Regions from separate parts of the Homo sapiens genome. Here regions 2 and 3 are each linked to region 1. The links are chromatin contacts, found by Hi-C or POLR2A ChIA-PET in ENCODE. All regions are on one chromosome and are shown on one strand. The core of a region is the stretch at or near the end of the contact, and the rest is flanking DNA. Distances in the headings are between cores, read along the strand shown.

What was found. Hi-C counts contacts between places; a loop is a spot of excess contacts on that map. ChIA-PET counts read pairs that join two places held with the same protein, here RNA polymerase II (POLR2A). Pooled maps may share reads with other maps.
Region 2: a map of endothelial cell of umbilical vein shows a loop between it and region 1 (4-fold over the local background). The contact joins two enhancer-like sites. A Hi-C loop is called at or near these places in 1 of 168 maps with a recorded cell type or tissue (endothelial cell of umbilical vein) and 4 of 50 pooled maps. POLR2A ChIA-PET finds 5 or more read pairs at or near these places in 1 of 52 experiments (activated CD4-positive, alpha-beta T cell).
Region 3: a pooled map shows a loop between it and region 1 (2.0-fold over the local background). The contact joins two enhancer-like sites. A Hi-C loop is called at or near these places in 1 of 168 maps with a recorded cell type or tissue (endothelial cell of umbilical vein) and 2 of 50 pooled maps. POLR2A ChIA-PET finds 5 or more read pairs at or near these places in 2 of 52 experiments (B cell and PC-3).

The regions. Positions count from the first base shown.
Region 1 is chr13:40,147,943-40,151,316 of GRCh38, reverse strand. The region is part of intron 1 of LOC124903162; the gene reads left to right. Among named protein-coding and RNA genes, the nearest start is that of LINC00332, 32 kb to the left of the region's middle. Within about 2 kb of position 1,601, at least 8 of the 41 ENCODE cell types and tissues checked have a DNase peak (open chromatin) inside an H3K27ac peak, as active enhancers do; they include endothelial cell of umbilical vein, where a contact is called at or near this core.
Region 2 is chr13:39,775,965-39,779,338 of GRCh38, reverse strand. It overlaps a transcript of COG6 not described here. Among named protein-coding and RNA genes, the nearest start is that of MIR4305, 110 kb to the right of the region's middle. Within about 2 kb of position 1,663, at least 2 of the 41 ENCODE cell types and tissues checked have a DNase peak (open chromatin) inside an H3K27ac peak, as active enhancers do; they include endothelial cell of umbilical vein, where a contact is called at or near this core.
Region 3 is chr13:40,439,631-40,443,004 of GRCh38, reverse strand. All of the region lies in intron 6 of LINC00598 (long intergenic non-protein coding RNA 598), which reads left to right. Among named protein-coding and RNA genes, the nearest start is that of LINC00598, 40 kb to the left of the region's middle. Within about 2 kb of position 1,549, at least 21 of the 41 ENCODE cell types and tissues checked have a DNase peak (open chromatin) inside an H3K27ac peak, as active enhancers do; they include endothelial cell of umbilical vein, where a contact is called at or near this core.

The DNA of each region.
Region 1 (3,374 bases), core at 352-2,851:
TGTTGTAAGCTAATAAGCCTGTGATAATTTGTTACGGCAGCAATAGCAAATGAGGACACAGGCTAAATCTCCTGGCCACAGGAATTGGTCCAGGGATGAGCATGTGATTCAAGGCCGTACCAATGAAAGTCCTTCTTTCCAGACTCCAGGAAAGAGACATCTTTTCTCTTGATGGGAGCTATAAGGATGTGTGGTCCTGGAAGTATAGCTCTGGCCCCAGCGAAGTGGAAAAGCTCATAAGAACTGTGACAACACACCGGCAGAGCTGTGATGGGAGTCAGTGCAGGTCCCGACGGGGTTCCTCCAGCCACCCCACCCCCACCCTTCCCAGTCACATAAGCCAATTAACTCCTTCTTTCATTCAAATTCATTTCAGTTGGCTTACAGTTACTTGACTAATCTTGTCCAGCCCCTTTAGAATCCCAGTCCTTGGTCATCCATACTTAAAAATACCATCTTCTCCAGAAGGAACCCAACAGGCACATATATTCTCTTGGCACATTAGCAGAAATTATTCTCTCAGATAACCTGGTTGTCACGGAGTGATGACAGAGCCCAAAGGAAATGGTGCACACCATAGGAAGATCTGGTAGAAGACAGGTAAAGGAAAAGACCTGGGTCATGGGGGAAACAGAGGAGGGAGGGTGGAAGGAAGGTGTAATGTTGAGTGAATGAATGTTGCGGGTAGAAACAAACCATTACAGCCCTAGACATCGAGAGAAAAATGGAGGTTAAAAAAAGAGAGGGGAGGTCAGGTGCAGTGCCTCATGCCTGTAATCCCAGCACTTTGGGAGGCCAAGGTGGGTGGATTACCTGAGGTCAGGAGTTTGAGACCAGCCTGACCAAGATAGTGAAACTCTGTCTCTACTGAAAATACAAACAAATTAGCCAGGTGTGGTGGTAGGCACCTGTAATCCCAGCTACTTGGGAGGCTGAGGCAGGAGAATCGCTTGAACCCGGGAGGCAGAGGTTGTGGTGAGCTGAGATCACGCCACTGCACTCCAGCCTGGGTGACAGAGAGAGACTCTGTCTCAAAAAAAAAAAAAAAAAAAAAGGGGAGGTGGCAGCTTCTCAATTCTACCTCATGCCTCTCCACTCCTACTAGGGTTTTCAGTTATTCTTGACTCTCATAAATCTCGATAATGTATTCCAATCACAGTTCCTGGAGCAGGTGGGTCAGCAGTGGGCCCATCCTAGGGGAGGGAGTCCACCTATTCCTGGATGTGCTCCGTGAGCTGCTGGGAGTGGGCACGGACAGAGTGCCCACAGCTTTCTGGAACATCCCACGGTAGAAAAAGGAGAGCCACAGAAAAGCAACACAAAACAATCTCCTCGTGCAGTTTGCTTATTGTTGGAGTTTGAAATTCTGCCAAGTGCTCATACTTCTTTGTTGTCAGCAGTTTAGTTTGAGACAATAGAGAAAACAGCTCTTTTGGCTTCTACCTAAACTTTAGCAGAGAAAAGAACAGCTTCAGAAGTTGAACTCAAATGGTCTTCTTACCTTATTTGCCCTGACCCTGAGTTGCACTGTGCTAGCAAAGAATGGAGAACATGGGGCCTGGAAATGCTGTGTTTATGAGACGAGGCTTGGGCTCACACATTCTCTGAGTCACAGCCTCTGGAGTTGGTGGTGATTAAGTAGGGATGTGGGAGGGAAGCACTGTGCCAACTTGAGAACCCCCTTTTTGGACTCAGCATTTTAACCAAACTTGAAAACTCAAATCTTTCAGCTTTAGGAGTTTATTTTCTCTTGGAAAATATCTGGATCCTTTTTATTTTCTGTACGAGGGAAGGAAAAGGCCAAGAATAAAGATGACAGGTTTATTTGGACATAAAATCATTGTTGGACAACTGTTTTTTGCTGAGTTAAGTGTCAAAAATGTCTGTAATTTACAGAATAAATTTTCCTGAAATTACACAGGGGGTGGTTAATTGACAGCAAACTGCTTGAGCTGTTTGGCTGTGGCACTGTTGTCCTTTCAGAGAACTTGGGTCCCTCCCTTCCAGTCCAGAGCTTCTGGGGCAGAATATTTATTTTGAGCACCAGGGTCTGACCCACACCTGCTCAAATCTTCAGTTCCCAGCTTTGCCTAAATGCCCTCATTTCTGAGCAACCATGAGGCTAGCTTCTAGTTTGTTTGTAAGATCTGCAGGCATCCATTTTGATGGTGTCATTGATAATTTTGTATGTGAATCTCAAAAACACTTGTAAAGAATTTGAGTTTTCTATGGCCTGGAGGGGAGGGAAGTTGTATCCTCCCTATTTAGTAAAGATGACTGACAGCTTTCCTGTATATGGCAGGCTGTCTGTCGATTGGTGGCTTTACATCTTAGAGGAGGGCTCTCTGGAGTTTTCCATTCCTATATCTATGGGTTCTGACCCATGGCTGTCTCACTTCCCTGTTTTCTGGCTGGTTTGGCAGAGATGCCTTATTACATGGGTCCTATCTGGAGGCCCAGAACAGCCTATGAAATTTTATGTCACTGCAGAAAATGGCTTCTTTCAAAATAACATTTTACATAGCCTGGCTTTCTTAATTAATGTGCTGTGGGGAGTTTTCTTAACTCTTACTTGTTCATTGGCTTTCTTGTGCTGGTGTAAGGACTCTACATCATCATTAATTGACATTAATGACATTACTTGACATTTAGGTAGCACCAGATCCACCTTTAAAACCTGAGGATAAATTATAATTTGTTGTAATACATAAGGAAGGAAGAGAATCTGGAAGGAGTCATGAAGCACAGGGAGTGAGACCTCCCTAGAGAAGCTAGCGTAAGCTTTGATTCTGCCTTAACAGGATCCCATACATCTCAATGCAGAAAGAAAACAGTTTCCAGGATGTGGCACCAGGCTTCCCCACACAGGGTCCTGTGGCACAACACAGTTTACTGCTCCATGCCACAGGGTCCCTCGCTGTAAGAGCAAGAATTGGGTCCACTCAGGGCCCGTCAGGAGGGAGAGTTTTATGTTCATGGTATTCAAGTGTTCTGACGTGGGAACACTATGGGGAAGTTCCCTTCCTCTGATATCAGACAGTCTGTGAAGAGGTGAAAGCTCCCCAGTGAGCAACCTTTCCCCAGCCTCTCCTGACTGAAGTGGAAATGATGTCTGAGCAGAATAAGCCAGTCGATGAATTCATTCTTTGAACTTCTCTGACTGGGAAGTGGTTCTGAGACTTTGAAAATCTTCAAAGATCTCAGCTCATGAAATCAATAGTTCATTTTTTAAGTTGCCAGAGTTAAGGCAAGCATTCTACTCAGAAAAGAGTGGGAAGGTCCTCCTAGTTGAAGACCCAGACACTAAAAAGAATAAAAAGCTAGGAAGGCTATGGTCCCTGCCCTTAAGGTACTTTCTAGGGAAGAATGAAGGT
Region 2 (3,374 bases), core at 414-2,913, 370 kb after region 1:
GCATCTTTTGTTCTTGTCTCTGGATTAGCTCTATCACAGGTCAAACAGACTTAGAATAGAATTAGTAATCAGCATCATTGCTAATCTTACTGAAAGCACTTACCATACACCCTGCACTGTTTTAAGCTCTTTACATTGATTTATTTTATCCTTACAACTCTATAAAGCAGATACTAATGTCATTTCTATTTTACTGGTGAAAAAATTGGAGCATAAAGCTTTTAAATAGATTGCTCAAGGTCACGCAGTGTGACAGTTTACAGTAGCATGCAAATTTTTTGACACTCCTCTCTTCAAAAAGTGGAGTATAATTTTCCTTCTCCCTTGATTTGAACCAGACTTAGAGACTCAATTCTAATAAAAAGCATATGGTGGAAGTGAGGGCATATGCTTCTTAGGCTAGGATGTAAGACACTACTCCTTCTACCTGGCATTCTCATGGATTTCTCACTTTCAAGGAAGCCAGGCATCATGTGGTGAAGACTCTCAGGCAGCCTGTGTGGAGGCCCACAAGGGGAGGACCAAAACCAGACCAACGTGTCAGCCATGTGGATAAGCCACCCTGGCAGTGGCTCCCCTCCTGCCCCAGTCAAGCCTTCAGATGACAACAACCATGATAGCCCCTGAGGCAAAACTGCCCAACTATGCCACTTCTGAATCTCTGACTTAGAGAAACTGTGAAATAATATTGTTTTAAATAACTAAGTTTGAATAATTTGTTCTGTTTTCACAGATAACTAATACAGCTTCTAAGTGGCAAAGTCAAGATACCAATCCAGGGGGGTCTGAAGGCAGAATCTACACGTTACTGCTATATCCTCTCCTGATACTAAGGAGATTATCAATAAGCTCACATTCTGGCAATACATGTTCAGTAAATGTTTTATCTAAGCTGCAGCAAATTCTGATGTGTTTTTAGACACTTAGAAATCAATAATGCACATGAGCTACATAGTCCCTTCTTTCATTGGTTGTTATGAATTAATGCTGGTCAAGGCCTTTTGCCCTATGCTGCCTTTTCTAGGCTCTAGGCAGACACTACCTTTCCATTACACATTACTTCAGAGAAGCCTGTTACAATTATAATTAGTCAGATTATAGCATCCTTTAGGGTCCTTCCTGTCCTGAGAATACACCATAGTCACTTTACCCAAATTGGATATGTATTAAATCTATCAACCTCAAGTATTAACTATTTTTTATAAACTATTCCTTTTAGGCTGGGAGGAAAATATAAGTAACTCATCTCTTAGACAGGATAACTTCTGCACATAGTTATTTCCTATAATGTGTTGATTAGGACTGCTTAACTCTCAGAAGATTGACTCTTTGCTGCCACCTTGCTGATACCATGAATGTTAATGCCCATGGCACTGGGCTTTGCACAGAGTGGATATTCAGTAAATGGGTAGTTCTTGTTTCTCTCCCACATATGCAGTTAGGAGCACATTAGTCTTCCCAGAAACTGTTAGACTGCTGTCAGTAAGTAACCATTATTTGACATAACCCCACTGGCCGCAGCAAACATACATTCCCTACTACCCTTTTTTCAGTATCAAGGAAATGGAAATAACTACTCAGAGAGTTAGAAGGCACATGATGAGTAATTTCCTAGTCATTTAGAGTCAGACCAGATGGCCTTAAAGATACTCCAACCAAGAAGAGCTAACCTGACTCTGCGATTGCAACACTGGTGATCCCTCACCAGGAAAGATGCCAGTCTCTCTGCTGCCCCTCCTGTGTGTTCTTCACATGGCAGCCTTATTTCTGTTCTTAAAATCCAAAGCAAAGTTCAAGTTTTCCACCAAGTAATACAAACCTGGCCGGTTTCTTCTCCTGGCCTACCTCATCTTCCAACAACTCTCACATTTTTCAACCTAATAACATTAAACTTTATGTAGTTTCCCAAGTAGCTATCCTCTCCAGCTCCACACCCCCTTCTAACCTAGTTAACTCTTATTCTTACAGGAATCAGGTTATGGGTCAACTCACCTGGGGTATCTCTCTCCCATGCCACCTGACCTCTGCCCTCGTTCCTTGCTCTTCACTGCTGGAGTGGACACCCCCCTCTGTGCTCCAGGATGACTCTGAAAATAGCCCCACACACTGAATATGCTGTGTTGACACTATCTATTTGAATGCTTATCTCCCCTACTACATTATAAGGCCCTGCCAACAGTGGCAGGGTCATATTTAACCTTGCCTTCTCAGTGTCTGGCAAAAAGAAGGTGCTTAATAAATTAGATAATGTATGCAAAGTAGTTAGCCTAACACTTGATGTAGCAAGTGTTGTTGTTAATTTGGTGATGGAACCAATTGTTACTTCTCACCTATCTACAAGCCAAAAAGCTGTTTTGGTTTCTTCCTGGTAACAACTAAAGAGAGAAAAGCTGAATGAACAAAAAAGAAAGCAATAGAAAAGACACGTAGAAATCAATTAAGAATCTAAAGACACTAAAAATAAGCAATTAAATAAACAAAATCAAATGAGACTAATGAGAAAACTAAACAAAAGCAAGGGGAATTTGACAAACTTTCCTAGCAGCTAGATAGTCCCCACTACAAAAGCAGCTTCGACAGAAGTGGTAAATTCCCTATAACCTGAGTCACTAAAGACCAGACCAGACAAACCGCTTGAAAGAATACAGCAGTAGACATCAGGGTACTGGCTGAATTAGTGGGCTTTTTTCATCTTCAATTTCTCTGATTCATTCATAAAATATTTATAACAGGGCTGCAGAACATTTGTTACATCTTTTCCCATTTGTTCTCCTTCATTTTCCAAAGGAAAAGTGTACAGTATTAATATTTACTTAGTTAACGTTACCAGGCAAGGGGACTGTGCAAGATCAGAAGGGCTAATATCTAACAATAACAATGGAGAAGACAGAGACAGCTATTTTACTGGAAACTTTTTTGACAAAACCTGATTATTCTGATTAGGTCTATATTGGAAATAAAAAACTTAGGGCAGATTGCTTCTGGGTGTTTGTTGATTTATTCTTTGGATAAAATTGGTCAGAATAAACTTCCTTAAAATAACAACCACACATAGCACACAAGTTGTATCCTCTTGCTCCCCTTCTGCCTACTCCTCCTCCCTCCTCTGCCTCTTTTTTTTCACCTCAGAGTTCCTAGAAACAAAGCCAAACACTGGAAGGAAAGTGCTGATACTACTATTCTTTTGTAGTTGTTTTCTTTATCTTTTAAAATATAGTTACGTTTTTCCAGCTTTTTGCTGATCAGAAGTTTGCCTAAAACAAAACTTTCGACCGGGTGCAGTGGCTCACAGCTGTAATCCCAGCACTTTGGGAGACCAAGGCGGGTGGATCACCTGAGGTGGGGAGTTCGAGACCAGACTGACCAACATGGAG
Region 3 (3,374 bases), core at 300-2,799, 290 kb before region 1:
CATCGTTTTTTGTAGCGCTTATCATTTTTTTCCCATTTACCATTGCACTAGTTGGTGTCAAAGTGGGAGTCAGGAGATCCCATGCCATGTAAATGCACTCTATAAAATGTCCATGTGATGCCTGTGGATGCCTGTTACAGCATTAACGAGAGGGGGTGTTTAACCCTTCTCATTTTCTGCTGCAGGGAAAGATGTCACTGGGCTGAAGATGACAAGAAGATGTTTCCCAGTTGCTCACAAACCCTTTCCTCTGTGTTGTTCCCATCTTTACCCAGCTCTCTCTGCTGTCTCCCATTGTTAACTGGTCCCTGAATGCAGCAGCTGGAGGCATAAACTGCCTTTTTTTTTTTTTTCCCGACAAAAGGCATCTTAACACGGGCTTTGCTGCTTGAGTTTTCATTCTTCCCATGGTGTGGGTTACATCAACAAATTCTAACTCCTGGGCTGAGAAGGAGCCAAGTGGAGGTGCTGATGGAGCAGCATGCAGCATATGCCCTTATTTAACCTGCCAGTCCTTATCAGAGTGCATGTGGAGATGGCTGGGGTCATCCTGCCATGCTGCCCATCAGCAAGTCCCCAGGGCTGATCCTGTTACTATTAGGAAGTGGCCGTGCTGAGTGACGAGACACCTGGCAGGTCTCGCTGACGTGTCTAGCCCCATTCAGGACACCTTTTCAGCCTGACCAGTTGCTCCAAGGTGATGACAATTCAGATAAAATTCTTGTTCACAAATTCTTTAAATCAACTGAAGTAAATTCCAGACTATTGCCAGAAGTGAGGGTGCATTAGAAATCTCTGTGTAGCAAGCACTGGTATTTCTCATTGAGCCTGATAAAACTCAGAGCATATGGCAGGGAATCAACCACACATTGGACTTGAGATGTATTAGAACCATCCTTAAGTAGAGCCTTCTTTGAGATTGATTCAGAGTCTTGCTAAAGTGTTAATTTGCAAACTTACTCTTCTAACTATTTAGCAAAAGCGAGGGAAAATTTATTTATTTATATATTTTTACAAACAAAGGTTAATCATGTTGGATAATTTTTTTCTTTATAGGAAGGCAATCAAACAAAAGCAAAATTTAGAAGACTCTGTGTTCATGTTTGCACATAGATAACAGGGCCAAATCTGCCTCAAAGATCGTATTGATGTGATTCTTCATAGCCAGCCTCTCTCACCTTTATTCAGTGCGATTTGGGAACTACTGTATAATATTAAACTGATGGAATTGGCCCATTATGTCAAAGGACATCTGTATGTACACAGTTATTACCACACTTTTTTCCTGGTATAAACTCCTTAGTAAGGACAAGGAGCCACAACATCATGCTAATTTTTAAAAGCATTTAGATGGTGAAGCCATTATCTGTGATGGTGAAAACATGTTGGTATGCATTTAATGGTTAGGACCCTTTATCTGCAAAGGATACTTACAGGCCCAGGGCTCAGGAAACTCAAAAGGAAAGCTCCAGTTCCCATATCGAGTTGCTTGCCAGCCCTTTGGTAAGCCTTGGCAGGCTTCCACCTGTGTCCTGCCCTGGTCTGACCTCCAGAGCCTGTCAGTGCTGGCACCCTCTGAGTACGAGATGGGATGAATGGCCAGCGGCTAGTGCCATCTGAGACTTCAATCAACTTGATACCAAAGGTTAATCTCTTTCACGGGAATCACCTAATTTGTTATGGCCTGCAAGTACTTTCTAGCAGAAGCCTTTTTTCCTATGACGCCGTTTGGCTCATATGTTTAGGTATGCCTCAAGACCTCTAATAGTGTCTAAAATCTCCTGTTTGGGGAGTAATCCCTTTCCCCCTTTTTACATAGATCTTGTTCCTCGGTCTTGGGCAGACAGCATTCATGGGATTCTCTAGTTTAAGATCTTAACATGCTCTGTTTCTTGGATGTTTGGAAAATGTTTATTTGAGAGACAGAGACAGGAATGCGTTTTAGACTTTCATTCCCACTGGGCACAGAGAAATCTGATAGTGATAGAATCTCACAAATAGCTTGAGATATTCCATATCCCTCAGGAGGAGGCTGTTGCGATTTTTATCAATGAAACCTGGCTTGCTCCAGTCCATCTAAGATGATCAAAATGCTCACTCAGAAAAGCAGAATGTTACGTTGGCAATTCCCCTTTCGCACAATAAAATGAGCATGTTTTCTTCACCTACTTTCCTTTTCTTTCCTACAGCCTTCTCCTTCCCTTGGAGTTTGATGGGGTCTGATGCCCTTCTGACCTGGGAGGCTGTTTGAGGAGTTGACATTGCCTATGGGGGCAAAGAGGGGAAATGGGAGCAGAAAACAGCCTGGGATGGCCAATTGCCTCCTTTATCCACAGAAAATTGAAACACTTCAATTAAAAGGAACCATTAGAACAAGAGATTTCCATCTATAGTGTTGTCCCATATTACCAGAATGTGTTAGAAAGATGCTCCAAAACACCCGAGTAAATGTTGCCAGCATGATTCTTGGGGCTGGTGACCCTGGGTCTCAATCCCATGTCAACAAGTTACTTGTCCCCGAGTGACCCAGGGCTAGTCTCTGAGCCTCTTTAAACTTCATTATTTAGTAACTTTAAAACGTGAGTGACTGGGCCAGGCACAGTGGCTCACACCTGTAATCCCAGCACTTTGGGAGGCTGAGGCAGGACGATCACTTGAGACCAGGAGTTCAAGACCAGCCTGGGCAACATGGTGAGACCACATCTTGCTAAAAAAAAAAAAAATTAAGAAAAAAAAATGCTGCCATAGCCCTGTGGGAAGTATCCAAGATACTCCAGTCAGTAAAGGTCAGGGTCAGTTATTTGGAGGTGGAGCAGATGACAGGGCTGAGCCTACACAGCCAATTGGTCAGTTCCAGGGGTCTGGCAGCCAAGAGCTGATTGCATTGGTTTCAATTTTGTGCTACTGAGCAGTGCCTCATGGTCCAGTTTTGGTGCAGTTGAATTTGTGGAACTGGCTGTATCTGAATCTGAGGATTTAGCCCCTGCTGGCTGCTGTAAACATGTCCCTCTAGTTACTGAGCCACTGGTGTGTGGCTTCTTGCCTAATTCTGTACACCCTAGGGATGGCTTTGACCCTTAGCAAGGTGTCTTGGAGAGCTGGATTTCCAAGAAAGACCTCAGAGCTGGAAAGGGCCCTGGATCTTGCATGGTGGCTTTTCTCCAATAATAACATAGAGTAAAGGGGGCCCATGATAGGCAAGGAGAGGTGGTGCCAGAAGTGGTAGACTGCCTGGAAGTCTAAGATCCAGGGCTGAAGCTTGTCAGGAACACAGAGAAGGCGTGGGAGCAGGAAAGGCCTTGGAGGAGGGGCCGGTGGGGGGAAAACATGCAGGTAAGATTCCTTATGAGAGAGCTCCAGGCCTCATGGAACAG